Linked DNA regions of Homo sapiens: region 1 is linked to region 2. Evidence: read pairs that join two places in POLR2A ChIA-PET (ENCODE). Cell type or tissue: A673. All regions are shown on one strand. Links, peaks and the distances in the headings refer to the core of each region. The heading gives the core; the rest is flanking DNA. Region 1 overlaps ZNF439 (zinc finger protein 439). Region 2 has its middle 44 kb from the start of ZNF823.

Region 1 (5,377 bases), core at 96-5,095, 160 kb after region 2:
CTTTTCCATAGTGATTCCACCATGCTTGAGCTTGAATTATAAGACAGCTACTGTTGAGTGACATCTCTGTGGTGATACACAAAGGGAGTCCTTCTAGTGGGGTGGTATAATTGATGACATTGTTCTAAGAGTCTAACTGTTCTATGCCATGGGGAGTTAGGGGTCCTGGAGCCCACGGTCCCTGATCATGATAGATTTCAGAAAGAGCGTCACTCCAAAGTATAGGCCGTACTGCTGGGGGATTGGGAACATATGCCCAATATGTTTTTACCTCTGTACAGGGAAAACATACTGCACAGGACATTATGGCTGACAGGCCAAGAACATGGCATCAGGGGTTTTTGCCTGTCCCTGACGCTCCAGTAGTTTCTCAGCTTCTTGCATGGTTTTCTTGAGTTGTCCCCAGGTTATGGGGGTTGATGTCGTTGTGACTCCGGTCAGCCTTCTCTCCGTCTTCACACTCAGGCTCAGCTGGCTCATGGGTTGTACCGGAGGGACCAAGCCCATTGTTGGCCACCATGGGTCCCTCCAGTTTCCCGTTCCATGGTGGCACGCACCTTGAGGGCACTCACATGGTGTGTCCATCTCCTGTAGAAACACAAGCATACCTTCATCCCCATGTCAGTAAATCCACCGGACCTTTCCATTGTCCTTCTTCCAGGGATTTCCATAACACTTTCAGATAAACTTTCCTCTTTTCCTCTAACACTTGCCAATGTCTTTCTGCTGGAGTCTTACCATCCAGACCAGGAGTCAAACAATTTAAAGTAAATAAGGCTAAATGTAATTTTATTTGAGGTGGTAGCTGGTCTCCTATACCCCCTTTCTGTTTTTTCAACATGCATTGTAATGTTTGATGTGCCCACTCTATAATGCCTTGTCCTCAGGGATTGTAAGGTATTCCTGTTTTGTGGGTGATTGCCCATAACTGTAAAAAGTTTTGAAAAACATGGCTAAGTATAAGCAGGTCCATTGTCCGTTTTTAATTGTTTAGGGATCCCCATATGAGCAAATGATGACCGACAATGTCACCGCACATGAGCAGCTGTCTCGCCTGTTTGGCATGTAGAATGCAGCATATGAGATTAAGTGTCTATAGTTACATGAACATAGCTAAGCTTGCCAAAGGCTGCTATATGTGTAACATCCATCTGCCAAATTTCATTTGGAGCCAAGCCTTGTGGATTGCATCCTTCCACAGGTATAACACCAGGGACATGCTGACAAGTGGGACAGGCTTGCGCCATAGTTCGAGCCTGGCTGTGAGGCAGGTGAAACATACGAGTAAGGGCGAGGTGTTTTGAGGCAGTATTGCCTGAGAAGTTTGAGCTTGTTGAAATACAGAACAAACCAGTTTATCTGCTCTATCATTACCTAGAGATAGTGGTCCAGGGAGTTGTATGTGAGAGCAAATATGAGAAATATGTAAAGGAGCAGCATGAGAGCGAACAGCTTGTTGAAGTCTTAGAAACAAGCTAAGCAGTTCTGGCTCTAGTGTGCTTTTAATTGTAGCAGTTTCTATGCGACTGGCTACATTTACGACATAGGCTGAATCACAGACAATGTTAATGGGAGTTGAAGCTGTGAGCTCTAAAACTAGAATGACTGTAATTAACTCTGAGCGTTGAGCTGAAAGTCCAGAGATCCTTATTGTCTGAGTATGTTTAGGTCCCAACATAGCTGCACGCCCTTTGGAAGAGCCATCGGTAAAATAGGCCTGACCACCTGGAATAGGCTCGTGATGAGTAATCACAGGGAAGATAAAATAATAGACATTATAAAATTGTAAAACTTTGTCCGATGGAGAGTGGTTGTCTATTATTTCCACAAAATCTGCAAGAGCAATTTGCTACACAGTCGATATTTCCCATGCTGTGGCCTGTTGTTGGGAATCCAAGGAAACAATAATTGCGTCTGGATCATACCCCATAAGCACTTTTAATTTATGCCTACCTATAGTCACAAGTTGTGTAATTAAAGGAAGATAGGCTTGCAAGGTTTTAACTGTTTGATTAGGTAGAAAGAGCCATTCTATTACTGATACAGACTTGTCTAAGCACTGGCCCAGGAGTCCTGTTGGAGAATGAGGGGTATGAAGAATAAGCAAAGGCTTTTGCGGCTACAGCCATGAGGCATGTCTCTGCTGAAGCATCTGTTCTACAAGTTGCAACTCAGCTTCTGCCTCTTTGGTCAATTGCTGCGGGGAAATCTAATGAAGAATCTCCTTGCAGGGTTTGATAAAGATGTTTGAGTCGATAAGTTGCAATACCTAGCATTGCGCACAGCCAATGAATATCCCCTAACAACTGTTGAAAATCATTTAAAATCTGTAACCTGTCTTTATGGAGAACTACTTTCTGAGGCCGAACACTTCTTTCAGTAACAATAGTGCCTAAGTAATGGTATGGGGAAGTTGCTTGTACTTTCTCTGGACCAATTTTGAGATTCCATTTAGTCAAAGCCTGCTTCCTTTCTCTGAATAACTGATGTAAGATTTGATCTGTAGGAGTGGCCAAAAGAATGTCATCCATGAAATGAATGATGTGAGCAGTAGGAAACATATTCAGAGTCTCCTTCAATGTTTGTCCTACAAAATGCTGACAGCGTAGGACTGTAAAGCATGTCTTGGGGTAAAACTTTCCTTTGATAAAGAGAAACAGGTTCTCTTGGATGAATAGAAGGCACAGAGAAGGCAGATCCAGGCTTATCCTTCTCGTGTAAGGGTATAGTAAAGAAAGGTCTATGCCGGGCGCAATGGCTCACGCCTGTAATCCCAGCACTTTGGGAGGCCGAGGTGGGTGGATCATGAGGTCAGGAGATCAAGACCATCCTGCCTAACATGGTGAAACCCCGTCTTTACTAAAAATACAAAAAAAAAAAAAATTAGCCAGGCATGGTGGCAGGCACCTGTAGTCCCAGCTACTTGGGAGGCTGAAACAGGAGAATGGCGTGAACCCGGAAGGCGGAGCTTGCAGTGAGCCGAGATCGCACCACTGCACTCCAGCCTGGGCGACAGAGCGAGACTCCATCTCGGAAAAAAAAAAAAAAAAGGGGGTCTATTGCTACAAGAGGCCAGTCTCTAGGAATGACGGCTGCAGATGGCAAGCCTTGTTGTAATGCACCCATCAGTTTAATTTGTGCATTAATAGCTCTCAAATCATGCAGCAGTCGCCATCTTCCTGACTTCTTTGGAATTACAAACACTGGTGAATTCCAGTGGCTAACCGACTCCTCTTTATGGCCTGCATCCAGTTGCTCTTTTTCTACTGCTGAAGTTGAGTTAGTTTCTCCTGTGATAGGGGCCATTGATCCACCCACACAGGTTTGTCACTGAGCCATTCTAATGGTAAGGCAGTAGGTGAAGGAGAAGTATCAATGACCCCCATCAGAAATCCTGACTCCTAGCCCTTTTCTATCTGTTTGCCCACTTATTGATATAGGATCAGGGTTTCCCTGTAGGGACTTTTCTAAGCCTTTTCTGCTCTGATATCCCATTTTAGGGTTTGACCCTTGGCTCTTTTTAGATTTGTCAACTACTAAATTAGCCATTGCTTGACCTAACATTGTAGAATGATAAAGCTCAGTTCCTACATCCTGAGAAGCTCTGAGAAAATTTCCCAACTCTTCTGTATACTTCACAGGTGCTAGTGCACATTTACAATCTACGTTTGCATTCTCAAAAGCTAAAGTTACGGTTTGCATCTCTGCAGCCATGGTATGAGGAATCTGTTTCTTCACTGCCTCTTGTAATCTTTCAAGAAAATGTGCACAGGGCTCCTGCAACCCTTGCGTGATATGTAAAAAGGATTGTACTGGAACCCCTTCCTCTGGAATTGTGGCCCAGGCACATTTAGCAGCCAGTGCACACTGCTTATAAGCAGCGTCTGGGAGTGCCATTTGATGTTCCAGGTCTGAATAAGGGCCATTACCCAACAGCATATCCTCTGTAATGTCTCTATGTCCAGTAGCATGATTCTGTCTAGCCTGGTCTGCACACATTTCTTCCCAATTTAAATTCCGTGTTAGGTATGCGCTAGCAGACAAACAAATCTGAGCCAAATGCTTTACATCAAAGGGTATAAGGCGCATAGCACCAAAAAGAGATTCTGGTAATCCTAAAGTAAATGGGCTCTGTACTCCATTATTAACTACACTAGCTTTTAATTCCTTCAACAACTTAAACTCTAGTGGGGGTGTGTTCATGAATAAACTGCTGTGGATTATTTGAATCGGGCCTTATGGAAATAGGAAAAACGCAAGGTCCTAAGGGCTCTCCAGCTATGGCAGCAGAGCATAAAGTTGTTTGTTTTGGGGTCTCTATTTCTGCTACCGAAGGAGGCAGTACAGATGTTTCTGCTATTGGAGGGGGCGGTATAGGCCAATTTTTATCCTCCTTCTCCTGTTTATTATTTTCAGTTGGTACTGTGGGTGGGACAAAAGATTCTTTCAGATTTTTAGACTCAGAATATGATTCCAGCTGTCTAGCAGAATAAGAAGGAGATAACGGCAGAAGGACAGTATGGACTAAACTCCAAGTGGAGAAAACAGAAGGATCAACTTTTAGACCTTTTTGATGAGCCCATTTTAATCCTTCACCTGCTGTGTCCCAATTTTCCACATCGAAAGTGCCTGTCTGCAGAAACCATGGGTTATGCATAATAACCTCCTGCAGCATCTTAGTGTCTGAGAACTAACCTGAGCACCAGACTGTTTAAGTAAAACTTTAAGCAACTGCACATAATGTTGCTCCTCAATCCCAGCACTTTGGGAGGCCGAGGCGGGTGGATCATGAGGTCAGGAGATCAAGACCATCCTGCCTAACATGGTGAAACCCCGTCTTTACTAAAAATACAAAAAAAAATTGTCTCTTGCTCCTCAATAGACAAATACTGCCCCATGTTACCCTGATTCAGAAACTTCCTGTTCCCAGTACTTCTTTAGAGCACCTACCTTATATTGCTCCCAGTACCTCTTTAGGGCACTGATCAGTATCTCTTTAGGGCACTGACTTTATATCAGCTGCCGGCAGATATCCTGGGGTCCCCATTTGTGTGGTGAATTTCATTTCCTCTGCTCCAGCAAGCTTTCTTCGTTCACATCCTCAAGTCCCTGTTCACGGCCGCCGCTTTGCCATGAACCCTACTATACTGAACAAAGGAGGACGAACGCGGGAATAAAGACAAAGACAAAAGAATATGTTTGGAAGAAGGGGTCGGGGGCACCTTGCTTCTAGTGAACAAGGGCCCTGAGCTTCTAGTGCCCTTCGTATTTATTGATTAAAGGAGATAGAAGGGGGTGGTTGTAGGTCAGCTGCTTGATTTAGAGCAGGCCTGCATGACTGCATTCTTTGAACAATAGGCTCCAGATGTCCCAGTAG
Region 2 (5,377 bases), core at 214-5,213:
GAAACCCTGTCTCTACTAAAAAAAATACAAAAAATTATCCGGGCGTGGTGGCTGGCACCTGTAGTCCCAGCTACTCGGGAGGCTGAGGCAGGAGAATGGCGTGAACCTGGGAGGCGCAGCTTGCAGTGAGCCAAGATGGCGCCACTGCACTCCAGCCTGGGCGACAGAGCGAGACTCCGTCTCAAAAAAAAAAAAAAAGTAAATCTGAGATGAGTTACAGATGTCTTCAAGGTGACAAATCCATGGAGGTGCAGTGCTGACTGAAAACAGACAAGTCTGACTCAAGTATCAGGTCAGGTTCTCCTATCATCTGAGACATACCCCTTCCCATGCTGCTCACTGAAGTGCTGAGTGACCGCCCTCCCAGGAGACACTGCACTGTGTGCTTTTGAGGTTCTTGTACCACATCATTGGGGGGTGGGTTTTCCTTTCCTTAGGGTTAGTTTTTACCCTTCACTATGTGGCAGGCCAGAGTCTCACTAACACAGGCTTCCATAACAACTGTTTCAGCACTGAGTGGTTAAATATTAAAAGTCGAGAGAGCCGATGCCTCTAAACAAAGGCTGGAATGTAACAAAAGCCCAACAAGAGTTTTGCCCAGGCCTTTCCTGGGCCTTGAAGCATGACAAGATAACGAAGGAATTCCTTTTTTTTTTTTTTTTTTTTTTTTTTGGAGACGGAGTCTTGCTCTGGGACTATAAGTGCATGCCACCATGCCCAGCTAATTTTCGTATTTTTAGTAGAGATGGGGTTTCACCATATTGGCAAGGCTGGCCTTGAATTCCTGACCTCAGGTGATCCACCCAAAGTGCTGGTATTACAGGCGTGAGCCACCGCGCCTGGCCCAGAAAACAGCGTTTTGATTGAATACTATGACTTAAGAAATGTACACAAACACTCGATTCTAATGGGTATTTTTCCCTAGAAGGGTATGGATTAGCAATTCTGAAACTATTTTACATGTTAGAATATATGTTGTTATGTTATCTACAATATATGTTGTAGATAATTAGTGCCTGTTTCTCACTGGAGTTGAAAAAAGTAAAAGAAATAAAGGGACACTGCTAGAATGAACCCAGTGGTGCTAGAAATACAGCACCAGGGAAAAAGAATGTTTAATGTTGCTGTGAACTGAGGAGATGAAATCAGAGTCACAAAATGCAGGGAAAGAGCTTAAAAACCAAGGGATTTTAAGCCCTCGGAGGAGTTAGTTGAGGGAAGAGAGTGGTGGATTAGAAACCCTGATTCCCAAACCTTTGGAAGATGCAGAGGGATACCACTTGCCATTTAGGAATGTGAACTCAAAAGTATCTGAGACATGTTTCAATTTAGAAAGTTTATTGGCTGGGCGTGGTGGCTTACGCCTGTAATCCCAGCACTTTGGGAGGCAGAGGCAGGTGGATCACCTGAGGCCCAGAGTTCGAGACCAGCCTGACCAACAGGGAGAAACCCCGTCTCTACTAAAAATACAAAATTAGCCAGGCGTGGTGGTGCATGCCTGTAATCCCAGCTACTCGGGAGGCTGAGGCAGGAGAATCACTTGAACCCGGGAGGCAGAGGTTGTACCGAGCCAAGATGGCACCACTGCACTCTAGCCTGGGCAAGAAGAGTGAAACTCCATCTCAGAAAAAAAAGTTTATTTTGCCAAGGTTAAGGACACATCCATGATACAGCCTCAGGAGGTCCTGACCACATGTGTCCAAGGTGGTTGGGGTACAGCTTGCTTTTATATTAATACATTTTGGGGAGACATAATACATCAGTCAATACATGTAAGAGGTACATTGGTTCTACTTGGAAAGGAGGGACAACACAAAGTGGGCGGGGGAGGGGTCTGGTTCCCAGGTCACAGGTGGATTTTCCCATAAATGGTTGTGGAGACCAAAGTTTCATAATGCAGATGAAGCCTCCAGGTGGCAGGCTTCAGAGAGAATAGATTGTAAATGCTTCTTATCAGACTTAAGTTCTGTGTTGATGTTAATACTGATAGGCTTTTCCTGGGTTCCAAAAGGGAGGCAAATATAATGGGGCACGTCCAGCTGATACAGTTTGACTGTGTCCCCATCTAAATTGCATCTGGTATTGTAATCCTTTCGATTTAGGCTATTGCGCCACAGAGCCTGCTTGCAGGAATTGTAATCCTATTTGTAATCCCCATATGTTGAGGGAGGGACCTGCTGGGAGGTGATTGGATCATGGGGGTGGTTTCCCCCATGCTGTTCTCCTGATACAGTGTTCTCACGAGATCTGGTTACTGGATAAGTGTCTGGGCTCCTCCCTTCTCTCTCTCCCTCTCCTCCCTTCTCTCTCTCCCTCCTGCCACCCCGTAAGACGTGCCTTGCTTCCCCTTCTGCCATGATTGTAAGTTTCCTAAGGCCATGTGGAACAGTGAGTCAATTAAAAACTTTTTTTAAAAATAAATTACCCAGTCTCAGGTAGTATCTTTCCAGCAGTGTGAGAACAGACGAATACACAGACCACCCTTCCATGATGGCCTGAACAAGTTTTTCAGGTTAATTTTGTAGTGCCTTCGCCGGGAGGAGGGATCTGTTCAAAATGACTGGGGGGCTTAGAATTTTATATTTGGTTTAAAAAAGGAATAAAGGAATAAAGAAGGAACTGGGGACCCCGGACCGTAGCTCCTTCCACGCATGAACCCCGCACACGAGTCGGGATTCCCCCCATGACCCTCCCGTGGCCCCCGCACAATCTGGAGAGACGCGGGGCTGCGGGCGCGGAGCTGCCCAGAGAGGACTCCTGCCCGGGCCCGCAGTCGCCGCGAAGGGACGGGACAGGACGCCCGGGGTCCCGGCTGCCAGCCCAGCCCCACCCTGCGGCCGAGGGGACCGAGGGCCGAGCTCCGCCAGCGGTACTCCGGTCCACAGAGCCCGGAGTCGCTGGCTGGGAGGCCGGGGACCCGCCACGGCCAGTTCCAACCAGCCCCTCCTCCCGTCTCGGGATCCCTGGCCCCTCACGCTCACCATTTTCCGAATTCCTCCGTGTCCCGGGGGCCTCTCTGCGGCTCCCACGACCAGTGCAGGTCCCTGTGTGACAGAGGCTGCCGCAGACTCTCCAGAGTGCCTCTCAGCGACAGAGACAGGAGCCCAGCGAAGTGGCGTGTAGAAGACGCCGCGGGCTTTTTCAATCTCGCACCCTCTTAGCTGAAGTGCGCCTGATTGACAGTTCCCACGACCCCGCCCCACGGCCCTGATTGGATAGTGCGACAGATCCCGCCCCCTGACGACTGAGTTACAGAAGCGATCTCACGCTGGGGAGTGGAGACTGATGAACGAGTTCTTGACACAGCCCTTGGCAGGGCGGGCTTCTTCCCTGCGCTGTGACCTGACCCCTCCCAGGGGACATCTGCATTTAAGCAGGATCCCCCATCTGTACTCAGTGTGACCTTCCTGCTTTTTCCTCCTAGACTGGGGATCACAAGTGTGTGCAGGGAAACCCAGACACATTGTCCAGTGGAGCCATTCCCTGGCCTCGGAGTAGGAGGAGAGCCGAGGCCATACGGGCCACACTGCAACAAGAATAAGGGCTTAGGCTGGGCGTGATAGCTCATAGCCGTAATCCTAACACTTTGGGAGGCCGAGGCCGGTGCATTGCTTGAGCCCAGGAGTTCGAGACCATCCTGGACAACATAGTGAGAGCCTGTCTCTACAAAAAAATACAAAAATTAGCCTGGAATGGTGGCCTGTACCTGTAGTCCTAGCTACTCGGAAGGCTGAGGTGGGAGGATCACTTGAGCCTGGGAGGTCAAGGCTGCAGTGAGTCAAGATCGTGCCACTGCACTCCAGCCTGGGCGACAGAGTGAGACACCATCTCAAAAAAAAAAAAAAAAAAAAAAAAAAAATAAGGGCCCGATGTGTTCCAGGGATCAGGAATTTTGGATAAGTCTGTTGGCTGCATGGCCAAGCCTTTCTCCCACCTTATCTCTCAATCTACTGATTTTCAGCCAAGGAAGTAATAACATGCCAACAACGGAATAAAATCATTAAATGTATGGAAAAAGTGGAATCACATAGTAGCAATATTTTATAAGGAAATCGAAAGACAAGAAAAGCAAACACTCGAACTAGTTGAGATAAGTAGCCTGCTGCACCCACAGTTCACAAACCTGCAGTCAGAAGGTGATACACGTTCCCAAGCTTGTGAGTCAAACTCTGATGAGGCAGGGGCACTTAAAGATTTAACTCTGGGAACTCAACGTGGCCTCCTACTCCTTCTCCAGAGTGTGGAAATGCTCCTTCCTTCAAGACCTTCATTTTCTTTCTTTCTTTTTCTTTTTTTTTTTTTTTTTGAGACGGAGTCTCTCTCTGTCGCCCAGGCTGGAGTGTAGTGGCGTGATCTTGGCTCGCAACCTTCGCCTCCCGGGTTCAAGCGATCCTCCTACCTTAGCCACCCAAGGAGCTGGGACTACAGGCATGTGCTACCACGCCCAGCTAATTTTTTTTTTTGAGACACAGTCTCGCTCTGTTGCCCAGGCTGGAATGCAGTGGCACGATCTCGGCTCACTGCAACCTCCGCCTCCCAGGCTCAAGCAATTCTCCTGCCTCAGCCTCCCGAGTAGCTGGGACTACAGGCGCACGCCGCCATGTCCGGCTAATTTTTTGTATTTTAGTAGAGACGGGATTTCACCGTGTTGCCCAGGCTGGTCGCGAACTCCTGAGCTCAGGCAATTTGCCCACCTTGGCCTCCGAAAGTGATGAGATTACAGGTGTGAGCCACTGCACTCGGCCCACTAATTTTTATATTTTTAGAGAGACGAGGTTTTACCATGTTGGCCAGGCTGGTCTTGAATTCCTGACATCGGGTGATCCACCCACCTCAGCCTCTCAAAATGTTGGGATTACAGGTGTGAACCACCGTGCCGGCCAAGACCTTCCTTTTTGCCAGCAGGAAACTCTCATCTAAAAATCAGTTTAATGCATTGACCTATATAAACTGTCAAATTCATAACTCCTTTTCCAGAAGGCAATCTAATGAGTCTTTAAGTCTGACCTTCACAGATTTTCCTCCTATATACAAATGACAGCCTGCCTCCTGTGACTCTGTGCATGCCCAAGGCAAAGCACTTGAATGTACTGAGATCTTCAATATTTACAAAAGAAGATGGTCAGATTAAAATATTCTGTCTATGCCCTCAATGAGCAGGTAGTATAACAGGTTAGAGAGGACAAAATCAAATAAAATGGACATGGAACTTACCCATGATATCACAGTCTATCCTGGAGGATTTTTGTGGTTGTTTTGTTTTGTTTTGGAGACAGGGTCTCTGTGTCACCAAGGCTGGAGGGCAGTGAGTGGTGTGATCCCAGCTCACTGCAGCCTCAAGCTCCTGGGTTCAAGCCATCCTCCCACCTCAGCCTCC

Evidence for each region. ChIA-PET counts read pairs that join two places held together with the same protein. Peaks named below come from ENCODE experiments on the same cell type or tissue, not always from the same donor. Only the 100,000 strongest peaks of a DNase experiment are listed, where the experiment ranks them.
Region 1: POLR2A ChIA-PET joins it to region 2 with 8 read pairs; 1 of 35 experiments calls an interaction of 5 or more read pairs at or near these places.

What each region holds. Positions count from the first base shown.
Region 1 is chr19:11,855,434-11,860,810 of GRCh38, forward strand. All of the region lies in intron 1 of ZNF439 (zinc finger protein 439), which reads left to right. Among named protein-coding and RNA genes, the nearest start is that of ZNF439, 9.4 kb to the left of the region's middle. In A673, for the core only: a CTCF peak has its summit at 3,179; a DNase peak (open chromatin) is centred at 3,168.
Region 2 is chr19:11,691,818-11,697,194 of GRCh38, forward strand. No RefSeq gene overlaps it. Among named protein-coding and RNA genes, the nearest start is that of ZNF823, 44 kb to the right of the region's middle. RefSeq lists a cis regulatory region at 2,188-2,332 and silencers at 3,093-3,152, 3,263-3,312. In A673, for the core only: no CTCF peak of the experiment used is centred there; DNase peaks (open chromatin) are centred at 2,214 and 3,194; H3K4me3 peaks cover 1,091 bases; H3K27ac peaks cover 1,423 bases.